Regions from separate parts of the Mus musculus genome. Here regions 1, 2, 4, 5, 6 and 7 are each linked to region 3. A link is a loop called in an ENCODE intact Hi-C map of the cell type or tissue named here. Cell type or tissue: left cerebral cortex. All regions are shown on one strand. Links, peaks and the distances in the headings refer to the core of each region. The heading gives the core; the rest is flanking DNA.

Region 1 (4,560 bases), core at 150-4,149, 430 kb before region 3:
TCATACAGTTCCCCATGCTGTGATGTTCCCCAACTATAAAAATATCTTCATTGCTAATTGATCACTGTAATTTTGCTACTGTTATAAATTGTAATGTAAATATCTGATATGCAGGATATCTCATATGTGACCTCTGTAGGGTTATTTGACTTCCCTTAGGGGTCACAACCCACAGGTGGAGAACTGCTGGCCTAAGTTAAAAACACAAATTGAATGCAGATAGTTGGAGGGCAGAATTTTATGGGAGTGAGAAACGTGTATGAAGACTGCATGGGTATGAAGTTGGTGCTTCCAAGAGCAACATAAGGTTACTATACTTTTAAAAAGTTAGCAATCAGTCCAGTCGGAGAACGTGTTTCATAAGAGGTATGCAGAAACCAATTTACAGAGACAGTGCTGGATGTGTTTGATCCTGCATCCTTCAAGTGCTTCCCTGGGTGCTGCAGAGAGGCCAGCATCATGGATACAGCTCAATTTTCAAAATACACTGTCTTAGTTAGTCACTGTGACCAAGCCAACTTATAGAAGACAGAATTTATTGGTGCTTACAGTTTCAGAGGGTGAGTCCATGATGGGGTGGGGAACGTGGCACCAGACAGCTCAGGCCTGGCAATGAAGCAGCAGAGGAGAACTTTCATCTGATCCATAAACATGAATCAGAGAAAGAGCCAGAGAACTACCTAGGAATACCATGGGCTTTGTAACCTCAAAGAACACCCCAGTGACACACCTCCTTCAACAACGCCACACCTTCCAATCCTTTCCAAGCAGTTCTCCCCATTAGGAACCAAGCTTTCAAATAAATGTCCCAATGGAGGATAATCTCATTCAAACTATCACATGTTCTCTGACTGAATGGAGGCAGTGTCAAACTAAAAGCAAATTTTGAGACCAGTTCAGCAGGGAAGCACCCACACTGTCCTTGCCGCTATCTGCAAACCTTCACTTCTGAATTTCTCTCCTGCTCACCTTCAGAAGGCCTTTTCCTCTCAATTGCTTCCTGTCCGGCCTTCTTGTGACTGAACCATGGACCCCTCTTCCCGACCTTACACTTTCTGTCTCCCATCCTCTCATGTCTTCTTAAAAGATAACACCTGTATTTCTGTCTTTGGCTTTGGAATTTCAGTCATAATCTATATGACCAAATTGTTGTTGTTGCTTCACATAGTTTTAGAAATTATGACAGAGACCAACTGTGATTAGCCATTGGTATCAGCTTAAGGACTTTGCAAAGCACAGAGTCCCTAGGTTTGCTTGTCATTGTTTCCAATCAGTAGGCCTGTGGTGTGGCTGAGACATTTGTGTCCTTAAATAAATAACCCGGAATAATACCAAAGACCATCCATGTTTCAGCACCCTTGCCTGTCACACAATAATCAAGTTCATATCACACCACTTTAGTTCAAATGATTTCTAACACCTTTAGCTTCCAGAGATCACTTGCAAGACATGCTGCCATGCCTATTTGGAAGTCATCAACCAACAATTTTTCAATGATTCTTTTCTTTCAAGACAGGTCAACTTCTTTTCTGTGGTGCCTTAATATTTGCCGTTTATAGACCAAAGACACCTGTTCTCTGTGAAAGAGAACTGTTTTTTCAAATTTAAAATTGCAACACGGGATTTTTCTAAATCCTGCAGCCCCGTTTTTATTAGCAGATTGATACCAGTTGTGCACAGTCCTGGCAATAACAAGAAGCAATGTGCTCCTGCTTCCTATTAAGAAAAACAACGTTTCCTGATTTCTTATTACTCACTTGCTTATAAGGTTAAGGTATCAGGTAATGTGAGAGAACTGAAGGGCATAAGCTTATGTGATCTGCTAGAACCAAAGGAAACAAGAGCAAATTCAAAAACTCTGCGCTCCCAAATTTCTAGTCTTCTGTTTCTCGCCTAGAGTCATACTACCTCCCACACCGCACATGTTGTAAACTTTATGCGGCCCATCTGTTAAGGAGTTTGTTTTCCAAATTTGCAGGGGCTTGGCTCTTCTGGACTGAGTACCAGAACTAAATGTGACACAGATTTTTTTTTTCCCTGCTTAATAATTTTCAATCGCAAGGGCACTGATGTCGGAAAAGGTCAGGGGAAAGGAGGCAAGCACCGCAGGAGCGCACTGACTGTTAAACGGCAGGACATAGGCAAGCACATACTTAGCATCCGCCATGATGACAGGCATAGCTGTGCTCAGGGGATGTTGCATTTTTCAGGTTGGTTGTGGGATAAATGTGGGCACAGCTCGGCATTTAAAATGAGGCAGACTCAGACCACGATGTTTCCTCACAGTTAATGCAGAGACCATAGATAATAATTATGTTGCTGAGCCCACAGAGAATTTTTACGACTGATCCTCTATTAAACTGGCAAAACAAGAGGATAATGTCTCCAGCACTAACAAGTTGGCAGGGAAGTCGCTGGCAGCTCCTCCCACTGATGTTCCATCTGTGTGAGCCTTCAGCAGGATCCAGGATATTGTTTCCCTACACAGGTTGTTCCTGCAGTATAATCAAGAGAGACTGAGTGTAGATAGCTTTATTGTTTTTGAAAAAAAAAAATCACTGCCACTTCAGGGTAAGCAGCTCCTGGGCTGGGCACCCTCAGTTAAGTCTTGCTAGGAAGAAGCAGCCATGCGGTGACGTCAGCAGGAAAAGAACCATTTCGAAGCACCGGCTTGTCCAAACGACGTGAAGTCGCAGGAGAAGAAGAACTGCTTCAGAGCAGGATTCATTTTAGAAAATCCTTTTGAGTCCCTTAATCGAAACTTAAAAAATTGCTTTTGTTTAAAAATACCATTTTTGCTGGTGGCTAATAACAGAGCGCGTTTGCCCAACCTTGACTCTCCTCCGGTGTCCTGGTTACTGGCTCAGATTTTCCTCTTAAAAAATAACAGTTAAATGTTGAGGGAGAAAGATCTGTGAAGGCAAAGGGGGTATATAAACCAGCTGAGTCAAATCCTGAGTCAAACTCCTGTGTCAAACTCCTGTCATGACGTCTGTCATTGTACACTTGGCATGCGATGCAGAAATGGCCTCTGGACAAGCCAGGCAGCTGCCTCCATAGATTTCCTAAATACTCTTCTGATATTTAAGACATATTTTAATAATGAATTTACTGCATATTGTGTCTTATCCATTGTGTGTCCAGAATAGGGTCTCACTGGACATACTTTCTTGCTCTGATAATGGAAATGGATTCTAAGTCATCACTTAGATGAGGGAGAATGTTAAGCTAGTCAACCCTGCACAAACACATGGTACCACATACAACTCACTTTGGCAGAGGATTATATGTAAATCGCAGGTAAAATAGGCAACATCATGGTGCTTGTTTGCGCCAGCCTGGTTGTCCATATTTAATAGATTTGAATCTCACCCCAGGAAAGAAATACTATTATTATACCCTGTTTTTCAGATGAGGGGATCGAGGCTTAAAAGTAGTTAAACTTGCCTAAGACCTACCCCCTAGTAAGCGGATATCTTTATAAAGCTCAAGTTCTCCAGCCCTACTCTGGGTGGGACAACTAAAGGAGGCCTTGCAATTCTGCTGAGCCATTTTTAAACCATCTCTAAGACCTTACCAAAAAAATCAGCATAAATCAGACAAAGGCGGTTTTCGTCATCTAGTGCATGGGTCCTCCTCCATAGCATTCGCTTTAAATTCATTTCCATTGGTTAAAGGGGTTCACAAAATGATCTCCTTCTCTCTTGTCTTTATGTATTCATCCCCACACTCCTACCATACATTGGTTCAAGCCCCTCTCCAGCGCCAAATGAGATAGAAACAAAGAAAAATATCAAAGCTGTGAGAGACGCCAACAAGCATCTACAAGGTTAGTCCTTCCCTGGAAATTTCCATCATTGTCTGATTCACTCAGCAACTCTTGCTCATCTAAGCACAGGACCAGCAGAGCTTTTCCCTACCTGCGGCACCCTTGTTGTTTCCTACTGTCCTTTTTTCGGGGTTACAGCTCACTATATTGGGTGGGTTGGTGAGCAGGGGGAGGGGAATAGGGAGGGGATTTTCGGAGGGGAAACCAGGAAAGGGGATAACATTTGAAATGTAAATAAATTATCTAATAGAAGAAGAAGAAGAAGAAGAAGAAGAAGAAGAAGAAGAAGAAGAAGAAGAAGAAGAAGAAGGAGGAGGAGGAGGAGGAGGAGGAGGAGGAGGAGGAGGAGGAGGAGGAGGAGGAGGAGGAGGAGGAGGAGAAGGAGAAGGAGAAGGAGAAGGAGAAGGAGAAGAAGAAGAGGAGGAGGAGGAGGAGGAGGAGGAGGAGGAGGAGGAAGACCCTATTTAATTACATCAAGACCTCATTCCCATGCAACTCACCCGAGGACCAAAAGGGGTCTTTTAATTATTGAATATTCTTAGGTGCATTGGAGGGACTCCCATTCAATGTGTATTCTGAACGAATTAATGATTTCACGAGGCCTTCATTTTACAAAGGAAAGAATTTGCACTGGAGGTAGAGATGATGGCTTGCTTCCTGCTACCAATTCATTAGTCAGTGGTAGAGCTGAGGGTCAGCTCCCATAGTTTCCACCATGAATGCTGAGGTCT
Region 2 (4,560 bases), core at 189-4,188, 100 kb after region 3:
TACTGAAGGTTTTAAGTAAATGTTAGCAAAACTCACCAATCCAGACCCCCCCCCCCAAAAATACAGTACAGAAGCTGTGTTGGTAGTGGGTTTTGTTTTTAGGGTTTTGCATGATTTAATATTAAATTAGATTCAAAAAATTAAACTTAAACTTATTTCAAAAGTAAAGCGAAGGAGTCAGTCTGGGTGGCTGGGACTTGAAACCATTTTCTGCTAAAACTTGACTTCTGAGACAACACAGATCAGATCAGAGACACGTGCGCAGGTAGTCAGTCACACTAAGGAACTCCAGGTTCCCATTCCAGCTAACCTACCTTTTATAACTATTTCTTAAATTTATAAGGATTTGAACAGAGCTATGAAGGTTTGCATTCGTAACCTATGTCATAAAACTGAGGTGATTCCGTAGAGGCTGAGAGAGAAGACCATGGCTTGTAATTGCTGATTTTGAGTTAAAGTGCTATCTCAGCCTTTCAGTGCCGATCCGTACACTGCACGCAGCAGTTCTAACGGGGCTCATCAGATGTGCCTACCATGCGCCATTTATTTTTTGATTCCCAAAAGAAGATTTGACCATGTTAGCTGTTGGGTTTTTCCCCCATCTATATAAACTGTAAAGACCCCACTGCTTTGTCAGCATAGGGAGCATTGACGACTAGCTTTTCCTAAGGAAGAGGCCTCGGCTCTTACACAGATATCAGGGGCCTTTGCACGCTCATGCGTGTGTTCCTGGTCTGCCAGTGGGGTTGTGTCGTCATTTTGGTTAGACCAGCATTTCTATACTGTGTCTATATTATGACTGTCAGCTCCATTCCACCCTGAGCCACATGGTCTCCTACAAGTATTTTTACTTTTCTGGAGAACTTCTTTTTTTTTTTTTTTTTAATTTCCTGCAACTTATGTTTTTCTTATATAATTAACTTTTTTCCTAATTTGTAACATACTTGGCTAACCCTCATTCCCAGACTCTCTTTGCAATGACTCAGAGACCAGTCAGTGCTCTTACCAAATTCATCTTACAGACCTCCCTCCCCACCTCCCGACCTTCTGGGACCTGGAGTAGGAGTGACAGGTTACCTGACTGGATGCATTTGAGAAGGAGCTCTGAGGATCTGGTTGCCTCGTGTTTTCATTTTATTAAACCTGGAGGACACCTAACAGAGAAGCATCTAAGTCATAAATGCACAGCCGAACTCAAGTGCACACCATTCTGTGTAGGACAGAAAGTGCACACTGCCAGAGACTCCTGGAGCTTGCTGCTTCTGCCTGGTTTCAACTATACCAAATCATATGTACTGTGTTAGCATCCGTATGTGAACATTATCTATGATGTTTATAGTTACAGTTAACTTGTTTTGATTAACCCACAGTCTCTAAACCTACCATCCTGCTGTTGACAGTCTCACTAGCCTGAGGCTCCCCAGTGCTTCCTCAGGTCTTCAAGAGCGCCTCTCCCCTGTCTCTAAGTGTTCCCTGAAACTTCAGGGCCTGAGAGCCAGCTAGGAATTCTGTAATGGGGGAAAGGCCGTCTCCGCTTCCCTCCTGACTGCTTAAGCTTTAGATTGCTCTGGTCTCCTGAGTTAGTATCAGTCATCATCTGCTTCATCCTTACGGTTTCCGTGCAAGCTCTCCCGTCCCTCACCTTTCTCGCTTCTAATCTCTTCTCATTTTTCAATACTGTTTTAAACTTGAGAGTACACACACTTGTACATGTGTAGTGATCATCTCCACCTCCTCCTTCTCATCCCTCCTACCTCCCAGTCCTTCCAACATGTCCCCTGCCACCTTCACCACGGCCAGCCTTTCTAAAACCATTGGTGTTTTTAAGCATACTTTCTGCATGGCCTTGGAGGAGACATCCCTTGATTTGCACTGCATGCTTCATTCCTTACATAGGAAGTCAGCTAAGCCTGAGAGTCCTTCCCAGGCGCATCTTAGCATTGACAGTATTACCTTCTTTTAGCATAAATGTAATTCTTTTTGTTAAGTGTAATGGTGCACATTTGCATATGTAAAGTGATATTTTAAGCCCATAGTCTAATTCACAGGCTTTTTTAACAGGGCATTGCTGGAACTGATGTGGCTAAAGAAGCGTCTGATATTATTCTCACAGATGACAACTTTACAAGCATTGTCAAAGCAGTTATGTGGGGACGAAATGTCTATGACAGCATCTCAAAATTCCTTCAGTTCCAGCTTACTGTTAATGTAGTAGCAGTGATTGTTGCTTTCACGGGCGCTTGTATTACTCAAGTAGGTGACTGTTAATATTTATTTTAAAGCAAAAAATTATATGCTCTACCTTTTTAAAGTCCTTAAGTATTGAAGTAAGATGAAGCTTTATATTATAGGCTAATTAACATGAACCGTAATCTGTTCTGTTCCTTAAGTCTTTGTAGAAGTCTTTCCTACTAAAGGCTTTCCGAAAGTTGCTGCCCTCCCCCTGAGCCGTTGTGAATGTCTATTAGGAAGCCTGTCTTTTCTAGGACTCGCCACTTAAGGCGGTGCAGATGCTCTGGGTAAACCTCATCATGGACACGCTGGCTTCCCTGGCTCTGGCTACGGAACCACCCACCGAGTCACTCCTGCTTCGGAAGCCTTATGGTAGAAATAAGCCTCTCATCTCACGCACGATGATGAAGAACATCTTGGGCCATGCATTCTATCAGCTCGTAGTGGTCTTTACACTCTTATTTGCTGGTAAGAGTTCACTGTAATCACGTTCCAGTTAAACTGAGTCTGTTGCACATTGATGCTGTTCAATGTGCTGTAGTGTGACAGAATTTCAGAAACATAAGGTCTGTTCCTGACTCCACGGTGTGTCTTCAAGTTTCACTTACTTGGGGGAACGGTAGGGGAAGTGAAGAGGCTTAGCTTTTATCTGGGATTCAGTGCACTTAGATCTGTGGTCCTGACATGTCTCCATCGTGTCAGGGCTGCACCAAATAACCCCAGGTTCCCTTCCAGCTCTTTCTGTGTGGTCATTGCACATCACAGATTGGCCAGGCTTTGCGATTATGCACTCTGTTAAGTTGCATGTCGGGTGATTTCAGTGATAATTACAAAATGGTGGCATCTCGTTTCAGGAGAAAAGTTTTTTGATATCGACAGCGGGAGGAATGCGCCTCTGCACGCTCCCCCGTCAGAACATTACACCATCGTGTTCAATACCTTTGTGCTGATGCAGCTCTTCAATGAAATAAACGCCCGGAAAATTCACGGGGAAAGAAATGTGTTTGAAGGAATCTTCAATAACGCCATCTTCTGCACCATTGTCCTGGGCACCTTTGTGGTGCAGGTCAGTAGATGGGAAGGGAGTTTAGGTGGGTTATTCTGTGAGACATAGTAAACTGGTCCGTTGTTCACATGGTGCTCCAGTGGGGAGAGATGCTTCTGTATGGTGACTTCTGACGACTCCCTAACTTCACGTTGCCTAAAGTATATTCTGAAAGCCATTGCAGCTTGTCTCTAGCTTTCTCAGAAGTTAGTTCCACCTCTGCCTAAGCAATTAGCTTTCTTTTAACTATAAAGAATTATTGTTAATGAGACCAAATCAGCCAATCACATGATTATTGGTTTTCCCCCAGTATCTTAATGCCTTTCTGTTACACCTTAATTCTACCAAAACACAAAAGTTTTTTACTTTAAAAAAAAACAATCTAGAGACACTGAGCATTTTCTCATTCCCTGTTTCTTGATGTACAAAAGGATGGTTTTTAGTTTCATGCTTTTTTGAAAATCCAGACCTGATGGTCACATCACCTATGAGGAAACTGAATGCTAGACTCCTGGCCAGTCGGTGGCAGCTCACCCTGGAAAAGCACACAAATATTCTCGACATTAAAAGACGAAAAGAAATGAAATGAAATGAAATGAACAAGTAAATGCAAAGAGTTAGACTTATAATTCTTTTTAAAGAAAAAATGATAACCACTTTCATACCAAATTACTTTGTTTTTTCATTTCAATTATTTCATAGCTACTTGTATCAGAAAGAATGGTCAGACTCAGACAAAGGTGAATATTTGGTTGCTTAATACCTATTATTGCCAGGTATGCTATTATAGGACACTAAAAGTCAAGGAGTCCCAGCGTGAATTTTATGTACGTATGTCGTTGGACTTCAGGCTCACTGTTGGACAGACTTGGCAGAGCTAGCCCACATTTCACAGTGTTGCCAGGTTGCGTTTCTTTCATTGCAGAGCGTTCATAGTTGGCTTAACATTTAAATGTAAAGTAGGAGTGAGTTCCACGTAGGAGAGAAAGCAAGGAGGCATTCTCTCTATCCACGTCTCCATAACGTGTGCTTCCCACAAAGCCGTTCATGAAAGGCATGAAGGATTCAAAGCATAGCCAGGAATGTAGCTGCATGACATACATAGCGAGAACATACAGGTATTCCTTTGGTCATGAGATTTTTATTTTTATTAAACATAACTTCCTATATATATTTAAAACTTGGGGTCGAGATTTTACTTTATTTTAGTTGTCATTTAAATAAACTTACTCTTGATTATCCCTCCAGATAATAATTGTGCAGTTTGGCGGGAAGCCTTTCAG
Region 3 (4,560 bases), core at 419-4,418:
TGATGCGCTCATATAATACACAGGGGCATTTCTGAGTTCAGGCAGCTCCATATTTTCTAAGGAAAAGTGCTGAAGGGTGAGCACTAGCCCAGGACCCCATGGACTTGCTGGACACCATGAGGCTTCAGTCTCATCTCTTGCACCAGAGGAAAATAAGAAACCCTAATTAAGCAACTCAGCAGTTTTACACCGAAAAGTATGTCATTTGGGGAGGTTTTAGGATGAAGCCCTGCAGGAGGGGGGAATTGAACTTCCTAAAGCTCAGCTGCTTCTATACTGGTTTCAGCTTTAATTTTGTATCTGAAGCATAAAAACACACAAATCAAATATACAGTACAATTACCCTGGCTATCTGAGAGCGAGTTTATCATATATGCAACTCACATGAAGTGCACACAACTATGTTCTGGGACATGCATGTTTTCACTTGTGGGTACATCTTTGGATACCAATAAAAATTTCACTGCAATCATGCTCTATAGTAAGGAGTTTCGGTGATTTTTCGTGAGCATATACTCTACAACATGCATCTTATGAGTTAGAATTACAGCAAACCCACAAAGTGAACAGATTCTAGTTTAGTCTATTATGGGTTTTGCTGGTGCAGCATGCAATGATTCACTTAATACTTTAATGTCAAATTCTTGATTAAAATAGAATGCATAATTCAATTTTCTATGGGGACTTCCTTGGAGAAAAGCGGGGAAGTAGCCAAGAGTTCATAAATGTGTCTGCGTTATTCTAAAAGATACTTCGGGGTGAGAAAATACTGGAAATTACCTAAATGAAATTTAATTAATTTGTTTTTCTAATTGTAGATTTGAAATAGTAGCAGGAAGGGCTATTTATTGTATCACATCAACCAATTCTCTGTGATAAACAGAGAGAGAGAAATACCCAGTGCCAGTTTTACATGTCAAGGGCACAGCTCAGAGGTTGGTAATGTCTACCCTGGTGGAAGATATAAATGGAAAAATTATTTTCAGCAGTTTTATCATGGAAAATTTGCTTTTAAACTCAAGTATTTTCTTTTCAAGCCTTTATATTATTTTAAAACAAATGCTACCCGACAGGGAACATACATAATGCAGTACTTGTCTTACCGGTGTGCTTTGGAGAAGACTATGAAACTACCAATTCTTCCAATTCAGGGTTGAAAAAAGCAAAACAAAACACTTACAGATCACTTTTTTTGATGTTTTTTTCTCAAGCTAAGTGATGCTGAAAATAACACGGATAAGGTCTAAATTGTTCGGGGGAAGGGGGAACCTTTAGTTCAAGCAGAGATTACAGAAAGATGGGACAGGATACACATCTTTAAATGTGTGGATACAGTCAAGAATATCCTTTTTTAAAGTAGAAGTAATCATGAGCGGTTTTCTTTTGAACTGGTTGGACCAGAGTCGGCTACCTTTTACCGTCTAAATACTGCACGGTACTCTGCATGATTTTTTTTTTTTTTCTTGTTCCTTTCTCCTCGGGAAAGATGAGGGCAGGATTTAAGTATTATGAATTAAAGACCCACTAGCTCGCCACAGGTAGGAAAAAAAAAAAAAAAAAAAAAAAAAAAAGCAGCAGCCGCAGCAGCAAACCCAAAAGAGAAACACGAGGACTTCAAGCGGACCTTGCGAGGCCTGCTTGCACCGGCTAGAGGACACGGTTTGGGCGCTGCAGCGGGGATCCCCGGTGTCGGTGGCCGGGCCAGCGCGCCTACAGGGCGAGTGGGCTCTCTTCCCAAAAGGGAAGGCACTTTGGCTGTCGGGCGAGTGCGTCACCGTCCGGGACAGGAGACAGGTCCGCTAGGGAGTGGGCGCCGAGCCGCTCTCCCGTCCCGTGACCCGGCATCGCCTCCACCCGGGGGCGACTCGAGCGGGACCCCAAGTGAAGGGCGTCCCACTGCGGCGGCACTCGTCGCTCTCCGGCTTCCTCACGTTGCAGGAGCCGCCGGGCCGCGCGCCCAGGCACCGGCGGTGACGGACGGAGTCACCGCCCCCTCCTCCCCCGCCGCCCCCTCCCGCGGCCCTCCCCGGCCCCGACACGTCATGGAAACACAGACGTCAGAGCCCCGACGGCCAATCGGAAGCCGCCGCAGGAGGGGAAGGGAGGGGGCGACAGCGCAGGAGGGGGCGGGGGCAGCCGGGAGCCCGGCGCGCAGGGAAGGAAGAGAGGGAGGGGCGCGCGGAGGCGCGAGTCGCCCGCCCCGCACTACAGGCCACCCTTTCCACACCGCGCGCTGCAAGTTCTGATCCCCGCCGCCTCACCCCACCCCGGGCGCGCGCTCGCCAGGCGGGGCCGCGCTCGCCGGATCCTCCCCTTAAACGCCCTCTCCGGGAAGCGCCAGTCCCGGTCCGAGCGGCGCTACCTCCGCTCGTGCGCGCGCGCGCGCCCGCCCGCCCGCCCTCAGGCTCCCCGCGGGCCGCGTCACGTGACCGCGCCCAGCCAAGGCGGCAGCGGCGGCCGCGCGAGCATCCGCAGCGGTGGCAGAGGCAGCGGGAGCAGCTGCGCTGCCAGCGTGGAGCGGGAGGCGTGGAGGTGTGGAGAAGAAGGGAGCGTCGGACCGGAACGGGTGAGCGCCCTCCTCCCCCCTTGCCTGCTCGGGCGGTCTCGCGGGTCACCCGGTGCACACCGGGCCCCTGCCCCGGAGCTGGCCGTTGCCCCTTGAGCTCCGCGTCTGCGGACCGGTGTCCCCGGACCCCGCCCCGGGTTGCACCCCGCCCGTTGCTGCTGCTGTTGCTGCTGCTGCGGACGCCGGCGCGGGGCCGGTTGAGCTGCTGTGCCGAGCGCGGCGCGCCCTGAGCGCGGCTTTGCGGAGCGGAGGAGGCGGGTCCTGCGGGGACGCGAGCGGCCACTCGGCGGCCGCCGGGCTCTGGGCGGGGGCCGGCCGGGCGCCGCCTCCTCCTCCTCCGCCGCCGCCTCCTCGCGGTGCAGCGTGAGTAGGGAGCCCCGGCTGGTGGACGCCGAGTCTCTGGGCTCCGCCGCCGCCGCCTCCTTCCCGAGGTGCAGCCGCACCTCCGCGTGGCGCCCCGAACCCAGCGAGCCGGCTGCGGGCACGTCCCGCGACCCCTCGCCGCCATCCCCCGGACCCACCCGCCTAGCTTTCCTTGATTCTTCCCCTCGGAAAAAATGGTTCCCGCTGCGGGCGAGGTGAGTGGCGGCCGGTGGCTGCCCGCGGCGGGGGCGGCCACCTGCGGGGGAGGCCGGGTGGGGCGCGCAGGGCGCGGCGGGGGTCCTGACAGCTGGGCGCGGGGTGGAGCGCGGCGGGTCCCCGCGAAGTTGGCGGCGCCGCCGGGGTTCGCTCCTGCTAGGAGACCGTAAAGGTGAGGAGGCTTCCTCTCCGCGCGCCTCGGCGCCGGGTCCAGCTCGGAGTCGCCGTCCCGGTGGCTTCTCGTCTACACCCGAGGGCTCTCGGACTTCGCGGGGCTGCCCCTGCTGCCGCCACAGCCCATCTGAACACCGGTCGCCCCTACCCCGGCATGTGGTGACCTTGAGGGCAGCGGTGCCCCGGCACTCCCTCTTCCTGCGACCCGGGAGGGTCACCCATTTAATCCCTGGCTTGGGCCCCCGGGAGGTACTGCCCGTGCAAGGTGAAGGTTTGTCGTCGGCCCCCCGGAGAGGATGGTGTGATAGATGCCTGTCAGACAGGACGGTGACTCCCGGGGAGTTGAAGAGCCGCCTGGACGCTCTCTTCAGGTCTTGAGTCTGGCCCCCCAGGATGTTCACGGGTGCTTCCGATTCATGTTTATGTACTTAGTTTAAAAGGGGGAAAATCTGCTCTGTCCTCGGAAAGGGTCAGTAAGAAAGGAGGGTGGCATTCCTATTGCGGGGGTGGGGGGGGCGGAGGTGGCGGGGGCTTCTTCTCTATTTCATCTTGCAGGAGAATTTTGTGTCTTAGCTAGTTAGCGACCCCTGGGTCTGCGCCTCGGTCTTTGCCCAGGTTGGTCTCTGCACATTTCAGTCACCAGTTTACTGCGGGACTCTAGCATTGGGAATGCTTTTGCTGTTGCGGTGATCGGACCCGCAAGGGGAAGCTGGGGCTGGTCTGCGTGGGTAAAAGGGTCTGCAGGACCTTGGTAAGGACGCGAACCTCCTCGGTAGGCTGTTTTTTTTACCCTTCCTAGGGGTTAGAGCGCTGCAGACAGCCACCTTTGGCTGCTATGCATGCTACTTTTCTGGGTTTATTAATAATCTAATGACTCCTGTCGGTATCGATTGCTGTTCCTGATAAATTAGTTATATGGATTTTTTTTTTCATACGAGTGGAGGTATATGCATGTCTGGACTGTCTGCCTTTCAACATGGAAGGCTTTGTTGTGCTTCACCTCCCCCACCTGAGGACAGTCTTACTTTAAAATAAGGTTCTTGATCCTCAGCGTAGGTGTATTTTATAATAATAAGTACTTGTAAGGACCTGGTTTGTACAAAGCGCGCATAGGGCATCCCTTTGGATAGTGGCCCATTTGAGTGAATGGAGAGCCTTCACTTGCCCTGCCACCAGCTTTCCCTAGGGAGACTCCCTGTCCTTGTGTGTGGCAGAGCCGGATTGGGGGAATTAAAAGAGGG
Region 4 (4,560 bases), core at 380-4,379, 300 kb before region 3:
CACATGGAATTGCTAGCTAGATAGGGTCTCCTGTAAGAACAACCAGTTCATTTCTTCTTTTGATATGCTTTTACTAGACAACTGTGTATAAAAATGAGTACTCCTGGATTATTACACTCATGGGATAGCCTTTTATAATTGCCTAGACATTACCAAATTGATTCTGTGGGCCTTGTTACTCTTCTGTCCTGTGCACAGTGGACTCAATGGACCAGCGTTCCAAGAGTCTCATCTTTAAGCACTAACTGTAGAGCTTTTTACTTTCAAGAGACTCTCCCATTTCAAACAACAGTCAAATAGCCTACCATACAGTCCCATGTATAAAATATGCTTTGGACCAAGTACTCACTATTTTCATCAGGAAAAGAATGTCTGGTGTATTTGAAGAACAGAGAATACTTCATTTAGTTTTTGAATATTTTTCATTAAAATAAAATTGCATCACTTCCCCCTTCCCTTTCTTCCCTCCAGCTTCCCATTTCCTTTCCCTCCTTCAACGCCTTTCCTGTCCTTCCTATGATTCTCAAATCGATAGCCTCTCTTTGATCATTGTTCCATGCATATATGTGTATGTGTGTATGAGTGTGAGTATGTAACTGTAACCGGCTGAGTCCATTTTTGTTGCTTCTGTATATGGTTGGGGGTTGACCACTTTGCATTGGATAACCTTAGTCAGGGGCTCATCCCCGGGAGAGGTTAATTCCCCCTCTCAGCAGTCATTGGTTGCCTGGAATTCTTTGTCTAAGAATGAGATGCCATGAAATTCCTAACTCCCACTGTAGTGTGTCTATCGATATTATCCTTGTTTAGGTCTTATGTGTGCAGCCATTTCATTAAGCAGCTGGCCATCAGAATTCCTGGCATTCTAGATCTGACCATCTTTCTGACTGTTCTTCTACCATGTTCCCCAAACCAAAGATGCAAGGCTTGTGCTGCTTATGTATCCAGTGGGGCTGGGATCCCCACAATCCATTGCTCTTTGCACTGTGTCCAGTTGTAGATTACTGTAATAGTCTCCATTGAGCCCCTACTGCTAGAGACAGCACACAAGACTCAGATGATTCATGGGGGATCAAACCGGAAAGTCTCAACCCTACAGTCTGGCTCACAGAGTTAAAAAAAAAAAAGCACTGTGCAAGTTGTTGAGGGAAGTAATTAATAATCTTACCCAGCTATGAAACCTATGAACAGAAATAATGACCGGCATGTTCATTACAGATATACAGATATTTGTAAAGGTACAATGGTGACACTCACATGATTGTGGCTGTCTAAGTAGACTTAAGGACCATTCAACAGGTGGGAAATCACACCTGTACTAGAATATTGGAAACCTAACCAACCACCCTGGGCTAGTGAGGTCACAATCTTAGAAGAGAATCTAGTACTGCCCCTTAGCAAGTTTCCATAACTATTGTCTAAATCTTATCATTATACCCCAGATACATATAGCTATCACCCTTCATCAAATAAGCTTCTCTCTAAATACTCTTTCTTCTCTTATAGTTCTAGAGAGAGACTAATAGCCTTGAATACCTTTCCCTCATGACTGGCTTTTGACAGCACATCCCATTTCGGTGGTAATACTAGGAAGGAAAAGAGCACAGTTTTTAAGAGGAACAGTGGAGGCTACCTCTACTTAAACGCTGCGGGGTCGGGAGGGGTTGAGCAGCTGCAAAGGCGTCTCTTGTAGGAGGACCTAATTGAGGACTGCCTGAGAGACCAAGGATTGCTGGCGCAGACAATGCCAGATAATCGAGAACTGCTGTTTAAAAGAGATGCTTTCTTGGGACTTATGGGGCACAGGTGGAGGGTACTAAAGGAGCTAGCAGCAGCTATAGCGTTTCTCATCTCCTCCCGGAGTCTGTGTTGTTGACTTTGTGCCAGCTCACCTCCAACCCCCAAGGTCAGGTAGGGTCTGGCAGCAAATAATCCAGGGTACAGGGAGCAACCGTTGATTCTCCGTAGATTTAAAATGGGAAAAGACGCCAATTCCAAGACTTTCTTGAGGCCCAGCGATGGAAAGCTACATCCTCCTGGTCAAAAGAATGCGAAATCTCTGGCCTTGAGTGGAGACGCGACATTCCGATCTGCTCTCCAAAGGTTAGAACATTGGCTTCTCTGGCGTCCTATAAGAGAGCTCTAGCGCACAAAGAAAGTGTAACTGTTTCTTCCACTTCTTCTTATGCTTCCCTTTCACACACTGGCCAGTTGCCCAAGCATCTTTCCCTGGCACGCTGAGCTTTCCCACCCTCTCTCTCTCTGAGTTTCCCTTCCCTTTCCACCATGCAGCTGTTTCCAGGCCTCCATGCTGAGCACACTAGCTCTCTTGGACCCAAACTCAAAGAGCGGGAGTTCCTTCCTTTTCTCCACCCACTCGGCTCCACAACTGTGGACATTTCCAGCTTGCCTGGTCTGTTAGTTTTCTACAAACTCAAAAAAAAAAAAAAAAAAAAATCGTTCCCAACCTTGCTTCTGAGTCAATTTTTTTTAAGTATTTTTGTATTAATGAGGCTAGGAATCCTAAGGTGACCTCAGTCTCTTCAGCAACATAAGGAATATTGGGTGAATATCAAAACACTAATTTGATTTCAGCACTATCCCCTTTCCCTACGTTTTTTGTCCCAGGGAAGGAAGGAAACAAAAATATGTTTTAAAAGACATTGAAGTGAAGATGTTGAATGGTAACAACTTCCTGAATAAATGGTAGGTAGATGTACTAGCCCACTAGAGATTATTTAAAAAAAAATACTCCTCACTATTTCCTTTTTTCTGAGGGACCGCCAGATTGAGTTCCAGAATGGTTGTACCAGTTTGCAGTCCCACCAGCAATGTGTTCCTTTCTCCACATCCTTGCCGACATGTGCTGTCACCTGAGTTTTTTATCTTAGCCGTTCTGATTGATGTAAGGTAGAATCTCAGGGTTATTATGATTTTCATTTCCCTGATCACTAAGGACTTTGAATATTTCTTTAAGTGCTTCTCGGCCATTAGAGATTCTTCTGTAGAGAATTCTCTGTTTAGTTCTATACCCCATTTTTTTTTTTGATTGGGTTGTTTGGTTTTTTGGAGGTTAACTTCTTGAGTTATTTATTTATTTTTGATTGGATATTAGCCCTCTGTTGGCTGTAGGGTGAGTGAAGTTTTTTCCCCAAACTGTAGGTTGCTAATTTGTCCTGTTGATGGTGTCTTTTGCCTTACAGAAGCCTCTCAGTTTCATGAGGTTTCATTGATCGATTGTTGATCTAAAAGCCTAAGACACTGGAGCTCCGTTCAGGAAATTTCCTCCTGTGCCAATGAGTTTGCGTCTCCTTCTCACTTTCTCTTCTGTTAGATTCAGTGTGTCTGGATTTATGTTGAGGTCCTTATTCAACTTGGACTTGAGTTTTGTGCAGGGTCATAACTACGGATATATTTTCGTTCTCCTACATACAGATCGCCAGTTAGACCAGCACCATTTATTGAAGATGCTTTCTATTTCCACTGTAAGCTTTTGGCTTCTTTGTCAAAAACCAATTATCCATGGGTGTGTGTGTTTACTTCTGGGTCTTCTATTCTATTCCACTGATGTACCTGTCTGATTCTATAGCAATACCACGTGGTTTTTATCACTATTGCTCTGTAGTACAGCTTGAGGTCAGGGATGCTAATTTCCCCCAAAAGGTCTTTTATTGTTGAGACTTATTTTGGCTATCCTGTTTTTTGTTTGTTTGTTGTTTTTGTTTTTCCATATGAAGTTGAATATTGCTTTTTTTCATGTCTATGAAGAATTTGTTGGAATTTTGATGGTGTTGCATTGAATTTGTAGATTGCTTTTGGCGAGATAGCCATTTTTACTCTGTTAATCCTACCAGTCCATGATCATGGGCGATCTTTCCATCTTCTGAGGTCTTCTTCAATTTCTTTTTTCAGGGATTTGAAGTTCTTGTCATACAAATCTTTCACTTGCTTGGAAAGAGTTATACCAAGATATTTTTTACTATTTGTGGCTATTGTGAAGGGTGTTATTTCTCTAATTTCTTTTTCAGCCTATTTATCATTTGTGCAAAGGAAGGCTACAGTTTGAGTTAATTTTATATCCTGCCACTTTGCTGAAGTTGTTTATCAGCTATAGGAGTTCTTCGGTGGAATTTGAGGGATCACTTATATATACTATCATATCATCTGCAAATAGTGATACTTTGACTTCTAAAGGAACTGCAAGGACAAAAATGGAGAATAGACTGAAGGAAAGGTGGTTCAGTGACTGCCCCAACTTGGGATCCATCTTATGAGAGGGCACTAAGGTCTGACACTATTACTGATGCTATGACACCAGAGCCAGGCATGGCTGTACTCTGAGAGTTCTTACCAGCAGCTGACTGAGACAGAAGCAGATACTTAAACCCAACCATTGAACTGAAGTCCCGGACCCCTATGGTTAAATTAGGGGAAGGATCGAAGAAACTGAAGGGGAGAACAACTTCATAGGAAGGCCAGCAGTCTCAACTTACCCAGATCCCAGGGAACTTTCAGAGACTGAGCCACCAACCAGGAGTATACATGAACCAGTCCAAGGAC
Region 5 (4,560 bases), core at 386-4,385, 1.1 Mb before region 3:
ATCCATTAGCTGACTGTGAGCATCCACTTCTGTGTTTGCTAGGCCCCGGCATAGTCTCACAAGAGACAGCTACATCTGGGTCCTTTCGATAAAATCTTGCTAGTATATGCAATGGTGTCAGCGTTTGGATGCTGATTATAGGGTGGATCCCTGGATATGACAGTCTCTACATGGTCCATCCTTTCATCTCAGCTCCAAACTTTGTCTTTGTAACTCCTTCCATGGGTGTTTTGTTCCCAATTCTAAGGAGGGGCATAGTGTCCAAAATTCAGTCTTCATTCTTCTTGAGTTTCATGTGTTTAGCAAATTGTATCTTATATCTTGGGTATCCTAGGATTGGGGCTAATATCCACTTATCAGTGAGTACATATTGTGTGAGTTCCTTTGTGAATGTGTTACCTCACTCAGGATGATGCCCTCCAGGTCCATCCATTTGCCTAGGAATTTCATAAATTCATTCTTTTTAATAGCTGAGTAGTACTCCATTGTGTAGATGTACCACATTTTCTGTATCCATTCCTCTGTGGAGGGGCATCTGGGTTCTTAATAGTTGTTTTTATATTGAGTCTTTGTAGTATGGATTTGGGAGATATATCAATGACAGTAATTTCCAATGAACAGGCAAGATGACACATGCCTGTTACCCAAGAATTCAGGAAATAAGGGTAGTAGGATCAGGACTTCTGAGAGATATTTGGCTATATGATGTGCTTGCAGTTAGCCTGTGTTACAAGAAACCATGTTTGAAAATAAACCTCAAATAAACAATGAGGTGAGTTTTCTCTAATCGTGTGTTATGTTGCTATCACTTCAAGATCGCTTGTTATAATCAGTAGAAAACTTTCTTTAGTCTCATGATAACTGCGAAGTAAAACCCTGTAACAGATACACATAAACATAAAAATATATAATATATATAATATATGATATATAATATGCAGCTGATGCAATAAACATATCATTAATTTAAGTAATAAATAATATATTAGTTATGATATATACTTAATAAATAATATTAATTGATGCATACTGAATATTAATGTTAATAGTTCATAGCTTTGGAGTTAGTCGTATCTCTCATGTATTTAAGAGTGACATTATCTTTTTACATTTTAAGGACTGTCTTTGCTGGAGCCCCGTTGTTTGTTGCTGATCTCACTTCTTTCAATATGGAGAATATCTCATCTTCCATTCTCTCTTCTGACCTCTCTACTTAGAATTCGGTTCTCAAGTGATCTGTAATCAACTCATGTTAATCATCTCTTTTCTCTAGATAATTTGAAATCCCATGAATATCCCTTCTTTTGTTTGTATTTCTAAGTGTCTGGTCATATGGCTCTAGTAGCCTTGATTGGAAAGAATCTGAGTAGTGACCTTCTACTTTTTCAATATTTGACAATTTATTCTCTATTATCTTGACTAAGCTCTCTCTCTCCTGTTGACATTGTCAAGTCCATCTTGACTTCAATGTATCCAAATATTTTCACTTTTAATAATTTTTAAGTTGTCTTATTTAATTGATTGTTTTTGTTTTTGTTTTTTGTTTTTGCAGTCAGCCTTTGTGGTACTAAATAGCCATGCCTTCAAGCTTACTGGCTTTTCTGTTGGATCAATTATGTCAATATCAATTAAACATCCCATCATGTTTCAAATTATGCATAGTATATATTTCATCTTGAATCTTTCAGTTAAAGATTCTGTGTGTTCATCATCCTGGATTATTTCATGGTCAATATCCCACTTTACATCTTTGTTACTGTGATTAACACCATGACCAATAGTAATGTGGGCAGGAAAAGGCTTATTTTAGCTTGCATAGTGTAAACCATTCATTGTGGCTGAGGCAGAAAATCATGAAATGAAACTGAGATCTGAAGAGGCCACCTCCTGTAGACATGCATGACTCCCAGTGGAGGGATAAGGACACCAATCCACCCACAAAACTTTCAACCCAACATGTGTCCTGTCTAATAGCAATGCAGGAGCAAAGATGGAGTAGAGACTGAAAAAATATCCAACCAATAATTGGCCCTACTTAAATACATCCCATGGGCAAGTACTAGTCCCTGACACCTTTAATGACACTGGTACACTTGCAGACAGGAACCTAGCATAACTGTTCTCTAAGAGACTCTACCCATCTGAAATGAACAGAGACCTTGAAAGAATACTGCTTTCTGGATTGCTCCATTTGACTTACTATGCCACCATCTTTATAAAACCCAGGACCATGTCCTCTGGACAGGATTATCCACAATGGGCTGGGACCTCCTATGTCAATTAAAAATTAAGAAAGTGAACTATGGACATTTCCACAGGCCAAGCTAATGGAAACAATTTTTTTAATTGTCATTCCTTCTTCCTAGGTATTTCATGTTGACAACTAAACTATATGATAATCAAGTCTGGTGCTTTGCGCTTTCCCTTAGTAGGCATCACAATTCCTTGACATTTCTTAATGATCATTGACATAAGGCAGATGTGTACTGAACGACTAGCTATCTGTTCACCGATTGATAATCTGTCTTTTTATTTTTGGATGCTTTTCTCTGAGCCTGTTGTTAATGTAGCCATTTCAGCACTAGAGGGTGCTTCCAGCCCAAGTTTGTCATGAACCTACAGTTGGTGTGCTGTACAAGACTGAGAAAGAGTGTGCATTAAGAGGATGTTTTGTCTCCCCAAAACTTTACCTCAGGCTAGGATGGGTCCAGCCTTATGTACTGTCTCCATTCTGTGGTCAGGGCTGCAAGATTCTTTAGATACTAGGCTTTCTGGTTGTGAGTCTGGCTCTGAGATCCTTAGTGAATGCTTGCATCTATCAGCTTTCTCTTTTCCTAAGCACCGATGCATCTCTCCTTTGTGGCTGTTGGAAATGTGGGAAAGATAAACCAGGGAGTCCCTTAACTGCTCATACTACAACACAAGTTCACAGTGGATCATCAGAACCCATAACCCCCAGTATGAACCACACCCATCATGCTATTGTCTGTAGTTATATCTGGAGACCCTATTCGACTCAAGTGGTGCTGGTCAAAATACAAGTCTGTCCAAATGGGGGCTCATGAGTCTAAGAAGTTGGATCCAGAGCCTATGTCCTTCAGATTTGGCCTGGGCAGTAGTTTTACAGAGATTGGTGAGATGTTAATTTCTACTGTACTAAGCAGTTGCCTGAATTCCAGTACTAAGTCCTTTGTTTGCTTCCCTGCCCCATTTTCTAGTGAATGAAGCCTTTCTCCCTGCTCTGGTTAGAAAAGGAGAGGTATAAACAGTTCCTGAGCCATCTTATTGATACTAATTCAGAGGCTCCCTTTACAGGCCTTATCCTGCAAATATGGATCATGGGGCTCTGGGAGGTACTGTTTTTTTCCATTTTAGTCCTGACATGGCTTCCACTTCTAAAGCCCATGTTTTATTCAGTCTTGTTCCTTCAACCTGAAAGTTGTCTCTGCAGCTTGGCATTGGTGATACAACCAACCTAGACAGATCCTTTGCTGTTTTTTCCAATGATTCTCTTTTCTCTTATGCTAAACCAGCTGCTGTTGGCTTCTTCAGGGCTTATAACAGTTCTTTCATCTATGAATAGCTTTTGTTTTGTTTTGTTTTTATTGATTAAGTTATTTACTTACATCTGGATGTCAGCTTTCCCTCCCTCCTCTCCTCCCATTCCATCCCTATAACCTCCCCTTCTCTCCTAATCCACCCCTCCTCTCTCCTCCTCAGGGAAGGAGAAGCCTCCCATGGATATCAACCAGCTTTGGCATATCAAGTTTCAGTAAGGCTAAACACATCTATTGAGGTTAGCAAGGCAGCTCAGTTAGGGGAATGGGATCCAAAGGTAGGCAATTGAGTCAAGAATCAGTCCCTGTTCTCCTTTTAAGACTTCTAAAGACCCAGCTGTATAATTGTTGCATATGTGCAGAGGGCCTATGTCAGTCCCATGCATGCTCTCTGGCTGTTCAGTCTCTATGATCCCCTATGGGACAAGATTAATTAATTCTGAAGGTTTTCTTGTAGTGTCCTTGACCCCTCTAGCTCCTTCAGTCCTTCTTCCTCCTCTACCACAGGATTTCCCAAGTTCCATTTAATGTCTAGGTGTGGGTCTCTGTATCATTTTGTTCAGTTGCTGGGTGATGACAGTTATGCTAGGGTCCTATCTACAAGTATAGTGAGTATCATTGATAGTGTCAGGCATGGGTTCCCTTATTCTACTACCATCTTGCACTCAGAGAGTTTTTACTGCAGCGCTACAAGAAGTATTGGTATAAGGAGATGATTTGTGTTTTTGTGTTGACTACCTGTAATGTTATTAATTCTCCTTTTAATTAACTATAGGAGTTGTATTTTTTCCTTTAGAATTTTTAGCGCAGGACTTGCTCCTATGAATCACATTGTGTGTAAATAAGGCCAATTAAACTTCTTTTCAATAAAAATTCTTTTTGCCCCCTTTTCTTCATCTAGCTAGAGCAGTAAGAGACTTATAATAGATGGTAGATAGATAGACACTTCTATATGTTATGACTGGTAAATATGAATATGGAGAACACAGTGCATCCTTTCTTT
Region 6 (4,560 bases), core at 420-4,419, 420 kb before region 3:
ATTACTGTAACAATAATAGTAGTTCATTTCCTGATTTCTGTTCCAGTTTACTAGAGGAAAACCTCCAACTACCAAGAGATCACCTTCAAACGGCTCCCTCTCCACTGTAATGCTCTTCTGACAGAAACAGCATTCCTACTGCACTGAAGGCTTTCCTCCTCCTTCCTCCCTCCTCCCTCCTCCCTCCTCTCTCCTCCCTCATCCCTCATCCCTCATCCCTCATCCCTCATCCCTCATCCCTCCATCCCCACCCCCTGCTTTCCTTATATTGGTGAACTGGCTTGCTCTTTTTCTCCCAAAAATCCATCTAGTCCTTATAGGGTCCTTGGCTCTACTATCCCAATCTCAGTTTAGATTCCAATAGAACATCATGCTCACTTTTGAAAATCAGTTTAATCTTGTTGGGTTATGAGGGCTGACATTCCTACTGCCTCCTCAAATGATTCTTCTTTGTATGGACAATGTTCTTGGAGATGAAACAATTTTAGACTACTCACATTCTCTCTCTCTCTCTCTCTCTCTCTCTCTCTCTCTCTCTCTCTCTCTCTCTCTCTCTCTCCTTCCTTCCTCCCTCCCTCACTAATTTTCTAACAATCATTCCCAATCACTGCAAATTTTACATTGGTTATTGCTAGCTTCTATCTTCTCTCTCAATGTTCACAGCCGCCAACTGAAATGAGTCATTAACCTTCTTGCCTGGATTACCGAAAAATTCTAATTTATCTTTTCATCGCTTCTGTTTTCCCTTCTATACAGCAGTTTTCTCATCTACAAAGTTGGGACATGTGACTGACGGTTGCTGCTCTGAGAGACAGAGTCTGGGAAAAGCAAGTTGAACTGACCAAAATTTTTCCTATAAATTTACATGACTGTTTCAATCTATTTTTGGTTAAACCAGTCAACTAGGTCATTTTTTTTCTGGTTCACACTAAAAGCAAGTTGATAGAAGTCAAACAGTACTCCTTTGAAAACCAAAGGTAAGTGTCCTAGTTTTCAATTGTAGAGGTTAGGGAGATGTCCCCTACTGGAGGATCTGCCATAGGGCTACTTTCATCTGAACTAGAACAAAGGTAATTCTGACCTGGAGTCATCCGTGGGTGGTTGTAAGTAGCCTTTGTGGCATAAAAGCTAAGTGGATGGATATTCCTGCATTCACGTCGAAGCTAGACCTTTTATAAGAACAGGGTGGTGTCCAGCTTCTGTCCTCAACACTTAGCATATACGACTTGACACCACGTTGATAACAAATCACGTTTTGATTCAATAGTTGAAAGAATGGACTCTTTTCAATGTGCCATTTCAAAGAACTTATCAATGAAGCTTCTTTCAATATCTGGCCTATCCTCTATCCCTGCCAGGTTTTTATTTTGTCAGACAAGACATTCAAATAGTTATATGACCGATGTACTTTAATTATAAGTACACACAGATATAACACTGGAAAGGGTAATAAACCGAATCTTACCATAGAAGAATGTGTTCCTTCTCAGCTCCTACGGTCCAAAGAGAAAACTTCTAATGCATGAAATAACTTAGAGGGCAGCAAGCAGGCCTCCTCCAGAGACATTCCCAGCCATGTAGGAGGTAACAATGCCTCTTTCCCAGCGTCATGCATGTCATTTTCAAGCATTATTGAATTTTACGGGAAAATAAAACATTATTTCCCAGTTTTGTGATCCTATAAAAAGGCATTTAGTAAGTAAGAACTTTGGAGAGGTCCTCTATACTCGAAGCTCAAATGTCGTGGCTAGAAAAGAGACTGGTTCCCCTAGCCATGACTGAACAATGTGGCTGTTCAGAGAACAGAAGATAATGTGGAGTTACGTGTTTTCTAAAACATGAACAGAGAAATATATTATCACAACCACTATTGCTGTCATTTTTATATATTAGTGACCCTGATTTGAATTACAAAAATAACTAAAAGTTGATAATCTTCCTCAATGTATATTCCCAAAATATGGCTAGCTGCTTAGTAGCATTACAAAGAATGCTAGAAAACCAGAACTCCCTAAATAAATTCTCGGGATGGGCTGCCCTATGCTCCCTGGGTTCTGTGTGTGGATTCTACAGCAACTCAAGAGCACAAAAGGTGTCCAGTATTTTAATGAAGCAAGTGGCAAGATCCAACAAGGCCATTAGCATTACACAGGGGAGACAGCAAGAGAAATGACTTCTTCCTCTAGGATACTGGAAATGTTCAACTATACTTAAGAGAAACCAATGTGACACTTTGCTTTTATTGTTTTTTAAAAAGAGACCTTCAAGTCTTCTCATTAATAGCTAAGTTTATTCGGCTGCTTTCTTCTGTCATTCTTTATACGTACTGGTATTTGTCCCTATGGTTTTTTTGTTTGTTTGTTTGTTTGTTTACTAACTTCATAATTCCACTTTTTAACTTCTATTTCTCATTTTACAACAAGACAACAACAAGAAGAAATCCCTCCTCATCTCGTCTTCTCTTCGAATATTTTTTTATTCACCCTATTTCCGTTATTCTTAATTTCCATGCTTTTCTCCTCTCTTCAATCTACATGACTGTTGGGCGCTTACGAGTTCTTGATAAATCCTCTGCTGTTCATCTCCCTCTCTTTCACAATCCTACCGGTCTGTCCTCCTTTGTAAATTATGTTTATAAAGCATGGGTGGGTGGCCTTAAAACCCTGCAGGAACAATCCGTTACTAGGATATCTGCGAAGGGGGGAAGAAGCCACAGTGAGGAGCATTCTTCCGAAGAGGGGGCAGATGACGGACTAGCATCGCTAGGTGGCAGTATTCCAGACAGGATCCCAACCACAGAGCTGGGTACTGCCTCTCCACCCCAGTTCCTGCCTGTTAATGTCCTATATAGCGATTTTGATTCAGAAATTTACTCGGTTGTCTGCAGCATCTGCATTTGAAATCTAGGGCATGTCACATCATTTCTCAAAAATAACATAACTTAACACTTTTAGGATGTATGGCTGCTGATTTGAGCTCAATTAGAGAGAAAATGGTTTTGTAGATTTGTCTCTTTTTTTTTTCTTTCCATGAAAAGAAACTACAAATTTTAATGGTCTTTATATAGAAATTTTCAGATTAATGAAATTCCAAAGACTAGCACAACATATTGTCTATGGAGTAGACTGTATTAATCAGTGTTTCTTGAAAACATGCCTTTCAAGTCTTGCAAATTTTACAAATATACATATAATATATTATATACATATATATATGGACCTGACCTGGTTTACAATATACTACCTAGGAAACTTTTAACATATTATGAAACCCTGTTCTTCCTTGGTTTCTCCACTTGTAAATGGAGGTATTCGTAACACATTTTTCTGGAAAATATTGTAGTTTAAGTGGGTTAATATGTGTAAAAAATTACAACCATATCTGGCATATGTAGCAACCAGTCTTAGGTTAGCTACTCTGTGTTCAAATGACCTTAAGCTACCTATTTATTCTTAGTATGTGTGTGTGTGTGTGTGTATATAGTGTGTGTGTGTATAGTGTGTGTGTGTGTGTGATTGTGTGTGTGTGTGTACTTGTGTTATGTACATAGGAGCTGTGTACCTTCTTTTACTTGAGTATCATCCACCCAAAGTCAGGCCTCGGGCTTGCACAAAAGACATTTTACAGAATGACCCATATCCTTCAGCCCCAAGATTGCATATTTACCTCTAGATTATGATATAATTACATGATTTCTTCCCTCCTTTTCTTCCTCCAAACCCTCCCACATACTCTCCCTTGCTTTCTTTCAAATTCGTGGTCTCAGTTTTTATTAGTCATTGTTACCGTCGTACTTATATCTATTTTTCAGCACTAGACTGGGTATCTTCAGTGTAAAGGGTTTTTTAAGGATTTAATATTTTTATTTTATGCCCATGCATCAGTGCCTCCATGTGCATATGTGCACCACATGTGTGCTTGGTGCCAGTGAGGCCAGAAAAGGACACCAGATCCCCTAGAGCTGGAGTTACTAGTTGTCGTGAGCTGAGACCCAAACCCAGGCCTTCTGCAAGAGCAATAAGTGTGCTTAACTGCTGAGCTGCCTCTCCAGTCTTCCTATGGTAAATCTTAAAGTAAGGGTCCAGATGAACCACACAGATCCTAGTAAGGGGTGAAAAGGAACACGGACTTCTATGGAATAAAAACAGATCAACTATCACAGTAGTAGTGCCGGTGGGAGAGAAAGAAGGAGACACTTCCGTATAAAGATGCCTCAGTGAAACCAGAGGCTGATCAGGCTTGAGTGTGTGACCTGACAGAAAGAATGTTCAGTAGAGTTTCTTGCAGAGAAATGGCTTCCACTTACCCTGATAAGAATGACTAAGAAGGAAATATTGGCACTATTCAAGAACTGGGTCATTTTTCCTTAATGCTCACAGGTGTCTGTGAACAACTCATTTCAATTCTCCAAGAAGCACAAGGGAAGGAATCATTTCAAGGGCCAAGAAAAAGCTATTATACTCCGGCCTACTGAAGTGTGACTCTGAAATAGTGAAACAAATCTTTAAACAAAATGTGACATGAATCTTTTCTCAAGTAATATGCCGACCTCCTTCCTAT
Region 7 (4,560 bases), core at 321-4,320, 160 kb after region 3:
TAATTTCCTAAGTTCTCGCCTTTATTTTTCTTAATTCCCAAATGATATTTTTATTAATTATAGATCTCTTGTTTAGTCAGGTTTTTTTTTCCCTGTTTGAAATGATTCTGTTGGGCTGGGAGATAGCTTAGTCAGTAAAGCACTTGCCTTGCACACAGAAAGACCCACAGCCTATCCTGACTCCACTTGAAGGAGCCAGGAGTGCCGCTGTGTTATAATCCAAGTTGGCTTTCCTCTGTGGCTCGCCATCACCCTAGTCTTCACATGCTGCATTCTTTAGGATTATATTCTGGATATTTTCAATCTTTTAAAAAGTTGTTTATTATTATTTATCATCATCATCATTATCATCATCACCACCACCATCATCATCATTAATGTGTGTATGTGGTGTGCATTATGTGTGAATGTGAGCATCCATGTGTGAAGATCACGGGACAATTTTCAGAAGTCAGTTCTTTCCTTCCACCATTGGATCCTGGAATCAAACTCGGGCCCCAGGCTTTCACTGTAAGCATCTTTTCCCACTGAGCCATTTTGCCAGTCTGACTTGATGTTTTCGATTTTATGTTATGAAATTTTAGACCTTATGTAAGCCCTATGAAGAATATTGATAGCTTTGTTTTAACAGGCAGTTGGCGTTGAATTTACACGTTCCAACCAACCATGAATATGATTCCAAGGTCAACCTAAGTTTCAAAACCTACCGAGTCCTATTCAGTTCTATCTTTAGCCAATGTGCAGGCAACGATCTTGGCTGTCTAGCATCCAGGTCATATAGTCCTGTTGCTCAGCAATCAATGTCCACGTGATTTAACATCACTTCAAGGGCGAGATCACAAGTTCATGAGTAGTTTTCAGGAGCCACCGCGATCCAAGCTCCCAGTTTCTGATTTGATTGGCGATGCCTGCCTTCCCAGTGGTCCTCTCTTGGTACACTTGGTTGAGAAGCTGTGGTTTGCTAGGCGTGTGTTATTTTGCATTTCCTGTTTCCTGCAATTCTCTCCGCACCTCATGCCAAGTGCTGAGAGAACACAGAGCAAGAAAAGAAGTAGCCCCTTGGTGCCACAGCTAACTGTAACCTGCAGAGGATGGCCTCTTTCGGAGCTTAGGCTCCTAGAGCAGCCGCAGAGGTAGAGCTTCTTGGGAAACCAAAGTAGATTAAAGGGAAGGAAAGATAAACGCAATGGTTTCCGCTGGCCACTCTGGTACCTGGAGTTGGCTTTCCCATCGTTTTGAGCCAGAGCGCCTGATCCCTGCTTATGCCTAAGAGTCCGCTTCTGGCTTCATGAAACCTTCAGTTCATTCCAAGAAATGCCAAAGAGAGGAGGTGTTAAGTGGTCATTTTGGTTTTCTTTTCAACCTTCCTGTTATTATTTACTTATTCCTTTTTTCCCTTCCTTTTTAAACATTTATTTACTTACTTATTTATTTATTTGGGCAGAATCTTGCTATCTGTCCCAGACTGGCCCAGAACTCACTATGTAACCCAGATTAGACTCAAACTGGCCATGTTCCTGATTCAGCCTTCAGAGTTAGGGGATTATAGGAATGTGCCACCACACCCCACTTGGTACTAACTTTCCGGAGTCCTCAAGTGTTCCACACATTTCTGCCTGGTTCTAGGTCTCTTCTCAGTGGGAGAAACGATGTGTATCCACTATACTAGAGTTAGAACCCCTACCATGAAAAAGAAATCCCATCAAGAGGGAAAAAAAATTTTAAAAAAATGAAAAAGGAGGAGGGGGGATGCAGTTTCTTAGCCTAGATTTCCTCCCTAAATGGGACTTTAGACTTATTAATTCTCGGAAGAGAAGAAGAAATATACATACTCGTGGGTGGATGAGGTGGGACTATCATGTAGTCACACGGAACATTTTGGAGCCAAAGAAAAAGAGAAAGTCTTTTGAGCATTACTGTTACAGGCTTCTGTTTTACCCAGTACCATCTGTGGCAGAGGAAATCGGAAGCGAAAGTCAAAAATTCAAATAAGTTGTGGAATCAGGCAAAGACTAAAGAGAGTTTGACTGGGCAAGCTAACACAGACTCGGGAACGGGAGAAGCACAGTTCACTCGCTGAGGGACTTTGTCCCATCTCCAAGACGGGCTTGGAGGAATTTCCCTTTTCCATTTACTCTGCGCACAGCCTACCACAAAGAGCAAGACTTGAGTTTGCCGAAGCCTACGCTTGAGACAGAAATAGAATCCTTTCAAGTACTAAGAGGACCAAGATAGGCCACTCTGCAGGCTTCTTGCTTGCTTGTTTTTGTGGGGTTTGGTTGCTTATTTGTCTTCAGCCATCCTTGACATCCTTGCCTTTGGGCTTCACAAACCCCTCGTGTGGGTTCTTGCTTCTCTGCGCTCACGGGCTTAGGTCACCAAGAGAGCCCGACCTCCACACAATGTGCTACTGTGTTAGCTGGCTGGCTTCCGTCTAAATGTATTAATTTGGCAGTGGGAGTGGGGAGGGCTGGAGAGAGGGATGTGTTTGGGGACATTTTCAAAGTCAAAGTTTGATTAAAATAACAATAATACAAGGCCTCACATAGAGACTCTTTTGAGAATCTCGGTTTCGCAAGCCCTTTCCTTTCCACGTCTTTTTAAAGGAAACCTGACCTATTTCCAGCAAGGTGAGAAACACTGTTTTCCCACTCCTTCAGGGTTACGCAGTGAGGAGAGGATCGCTGGGTATGGTTTTTAAGAGGAGACAATATTAATCCTACATGAGAAATTATACTTACTTTGAAATCCTTTTTGTTTGTTTTGTTGTTGTGGTTGTTTGCCTGGAACCTACCCTTCCTGAAAGCACAGTAGAATCACCTAGCAAGAAGGTGATGCTTACCCCATGTACAAAGTCACTCCGGTCCGGAACCTGGCACAGCACAGAAGTTTGAACTTTGGGAGATGAGCCCCAGTCAGTCTAACTGCCCACCAGAGTACAGGCATGTTGTGGGTTGCAGGTCAACTGGTCTTTGTTTTTCTTCACACTGAGCTCCAAGCTCATCCATTTCAATTACTAAATTAAGTGGTGTCTTTCCCAGACCTGAGAAAGTTAACTCATTCATAGCCAGCATGTATTAAGCTGTGTGTTCTGATGAAGGCATTTTTTTTTTCTGGATCTATGTACCAGGGATAGAGAAAGAACAAGAGAACTCCCTGCCTCAATTCATTTCAAAGAGGAGTCAAAGAGTAACCAACCAGACAGAAAGACATAATGCAGTGACAGGAAGCAGTGAGGAACATACAGAAGACAGTAAATAGATAAGGAGGAGAGGGACGTCGTTTAGGATGACATGGTGGGCTGTAAGTAGAGGCATTACTAAAATACATTGAATCCGGCACGGTGGCTCGTCCATTTAATTCCAGCCCTTGGGAAGGCAAGAGAAGAGGATTGTGACTTTGAGACCAGCCTACATTACACCATGTCCCCTAAAAGAGGCAGTGGGCTACTCAAAATAGACCCACAGTGAAGGATCCTAGAAGGCAGAGAGGTAACTGCTAAATAACAAAACGAGTTGATCCCGATGGTGTTGGTGAGAGAGAAGGGGCATGTTCTGTGTGTGTAGATTGTGGGCTCCAGTGCCAACACAAATAGACGCTACCTTGCAGCATCTAGCTCCCAGTAGTCCTTGAGCATCCAGAAAGGAGAGAAAAGTAAGTATATTTCAGGCCCTGGGAACCTCTAATAAGAACTCAAACGATAAGAGATTTGGCCAGCCCCCAGAACCTTGAAAACAATTCACTCAACAATTTGCAATAATTAGGAAGGGACAGGTACTGTACAATTACTCATAATTGTGCCCTGGCATGGAACCTGGAAAAAATGTCCTTGGACTTATGTTCCTAGGAGAAAATTATTACAGCAGAGAATGCTGCTAAACCAACTGCTCTTGTGGCCAGTCTGGAATACCCTAGCACAGGACTGGCTGACCTTTCGTTGTGAAGTACTGGGTGCTCTTCTTGTTGTTGGTGGTGGTTGGTTGGTTTTGTTTTGTTATGTTTTTTCAAGACTTCTGTGTAGCCCTGGCTGAACTGGCACTAACTCTGTAGACCAGGCTGGTCGTAAACTCAGAGATTCACCTGCCCCCAGGGGGCTGGAATTAAAAGCAGGTGCCACCATGCTCAGTTGGGTGCTGTTCTTAAAGTACTCTAGATCTTAGTCTTTGATTCTCCCCCTGTCTTCATACTCTCTTCTTTGTTCTACTTTATCAAGCTTCTTCTAAGTCAAATAAAAATAGTCTCTGTAACTCTTGATGAGAAGTTTGCACTTGCATCCACGTACTGATTCTGAACTCTAGGCTCATTACTTCCAACCTAATTGACGCTTTGTTTTCTTCACAAAGAGGACAGACATCTCAAGCCCAATGTATCCAATCCTCAGTTTCTAGGCTCCCTCACCTGAGTCAATGACAGCTTCACCTGTTTAGAGCTAGAATCAGAAATCAAGTACTGTTCCTCTCTCTGCCAATCTCATGTGGTTGTTTGAACAGGAATGGCTCCCAAAGGCCTCATAGATTTGAATGATTGGTCACCAGGGAGTGGCACGGTTAGGAGGTGTGG

The links. A loop is a pair of places that touch in the nucleus more often than their neighbours do. Peaks named below come from ENCODE experiments on the same cell type or tissue, not always from the same donor. Only the 100,000 strongest peaks of a DNase experiment are listed, where the experiment ranks them.
Region 1: a loop joins it to region 3, with 10 times the contacts of the local background. A loop is called at or near these places in 15 of 42 quality-filtered maps.
Region 2: a loop joins it to region 3, with 2.6 times the contacts of the local background. A loop is called at or near these places in 3 of 42 quality-filtered maps.
Region 4: a loop joins it to region 3, with 2.2 times the contacts of the local background. A loop is called at or near these places in 4 of 42 quality-filtered maps.
Region 5: a loop joins it to region 3, with 3 times the contacts of the local background. A loop is called at or near these places in 3 of 42 quality-filtered maps.
Region 6: it touches region 3 in a loop (6-fold over the local background); 15 of 42 quality-filtered maps call a loop at or near these places.
Region 7: it touches region 3 in a loop (3-fold over the local background); 15 of 42 quality-filtered maps call a loop at or near these places.

What each region holds. Positions count from the first base shown.
Region 1 is chr10:98,483,996-98,488,555 of GRCm38, forward strand. No RefSeq gene overlaps it. Among named protein-coding and RNA genes, the nearest start is that of Gm34297, 51 kb to the right of the region's middle. In left cerebral cortex, for the core only: no CTCF peak of the experiment used is centred there; DNase peaks (open chromatin) are centred at 1,953 and 2,382; H3K4me3 peaks cover 392 bases; H3K27ac peaks cover 2,216 bases.
Region 2 is chr10:99,012,398-99,016,957 of GRCm38, forward strand. It overlaps Atp2b1 (ATPase, Ca++ transporting, plasma membrane 1), which reads left to right. Exons shown (of 21, transcript NM_026482.2): 16 at 2,062-2,253; 17 at 2,487-2,700; 18 at 3,087-3,298; 19 at 4,526-4,560. Among named protein-coding and RNA genes, the nearest start is that of Poc1b, 92 kb to the right of the region's middle. In left cerebral cortex, for the core only: no CTCF peak of the experiment used is centred there; DNase peaks (open chromatin) are centred at 1,107 and 2,551; H3K27ac peaks cover 1,024 bases.
Region 3 is chr10:98,912,228-98,916,787 of GRCm38, forward strand. It overlaps Atp2b1 (ATPase, Ca++ transporting, plasma membrane 1), which reads left to right and starts at 2,925. Exons shown (of 21, transcript NM_026482.2): 1 at 2,925-3,144. In left cerebral cortex, for the core only: CTCF peaks have their summits at 1,637 and 2,881; DNase peaks (open chromatin) are centred at 1,808, 2,216 and 2,787; H3K4me3 peaks cover 3,208 bases; H3K27ac peaks cover 3,843 bases.
Region 4 is chr10:98,617,114-98,621,673 of GRCm38, forward strand. No RefSeq gene overlaps it. Among named protein-coding and RNA genes, the nearest start is that of Gm34297, 82 kb to the left of the region's middle. In left cerebral cortex, for the core only: no CTCF peak of the experiment used is centred there; a DNase peak (open chromatin) is centred at 2,259.
Region 5 is chr10:97,840,182-97,844,741 of GRCm38, forward strand. The region is part of intron 2 of Gm10754 (predicted gene 10754); the gene reads right to left. Among named protein-coding and RNA genes, the nearest start is that of Gm25658, 98 kb to the left of the region's middle. In left cerebral cortex, for the core only: a CTCF peak has its summit at 2,583; a DNase peak (open chromatin) is centred at 2,601.
Region 6 is chr10:98,491,790-98,496,349 of GRCm38, forward strand. No RefSeq gene overlaps it. Among named protein-coding and RNA genes, the nearest start is that of Gm34297, 43 kb to the right of the region's middle. In left cerebral cortex, for the core only: a CTCF peak has its summit at 2,773; DNase peaks (open chromatin) are centred at 714 and 2,783.
Region 7 is chr10:99,074,258-99,078,817 of GRCm38, forward strand. No RefSeq gene overlaps it. Among named protein-coding and RNA genes, the nearest start is that of Poc1b, 31 kb to the right of the region's middle. In left cerebral cortex, for the core only: no CTCF peak of the experiment used is centred there; a DNase peak (open chromatin) is centred at 2,084; H3K27ac peaks cover 1,288 bases.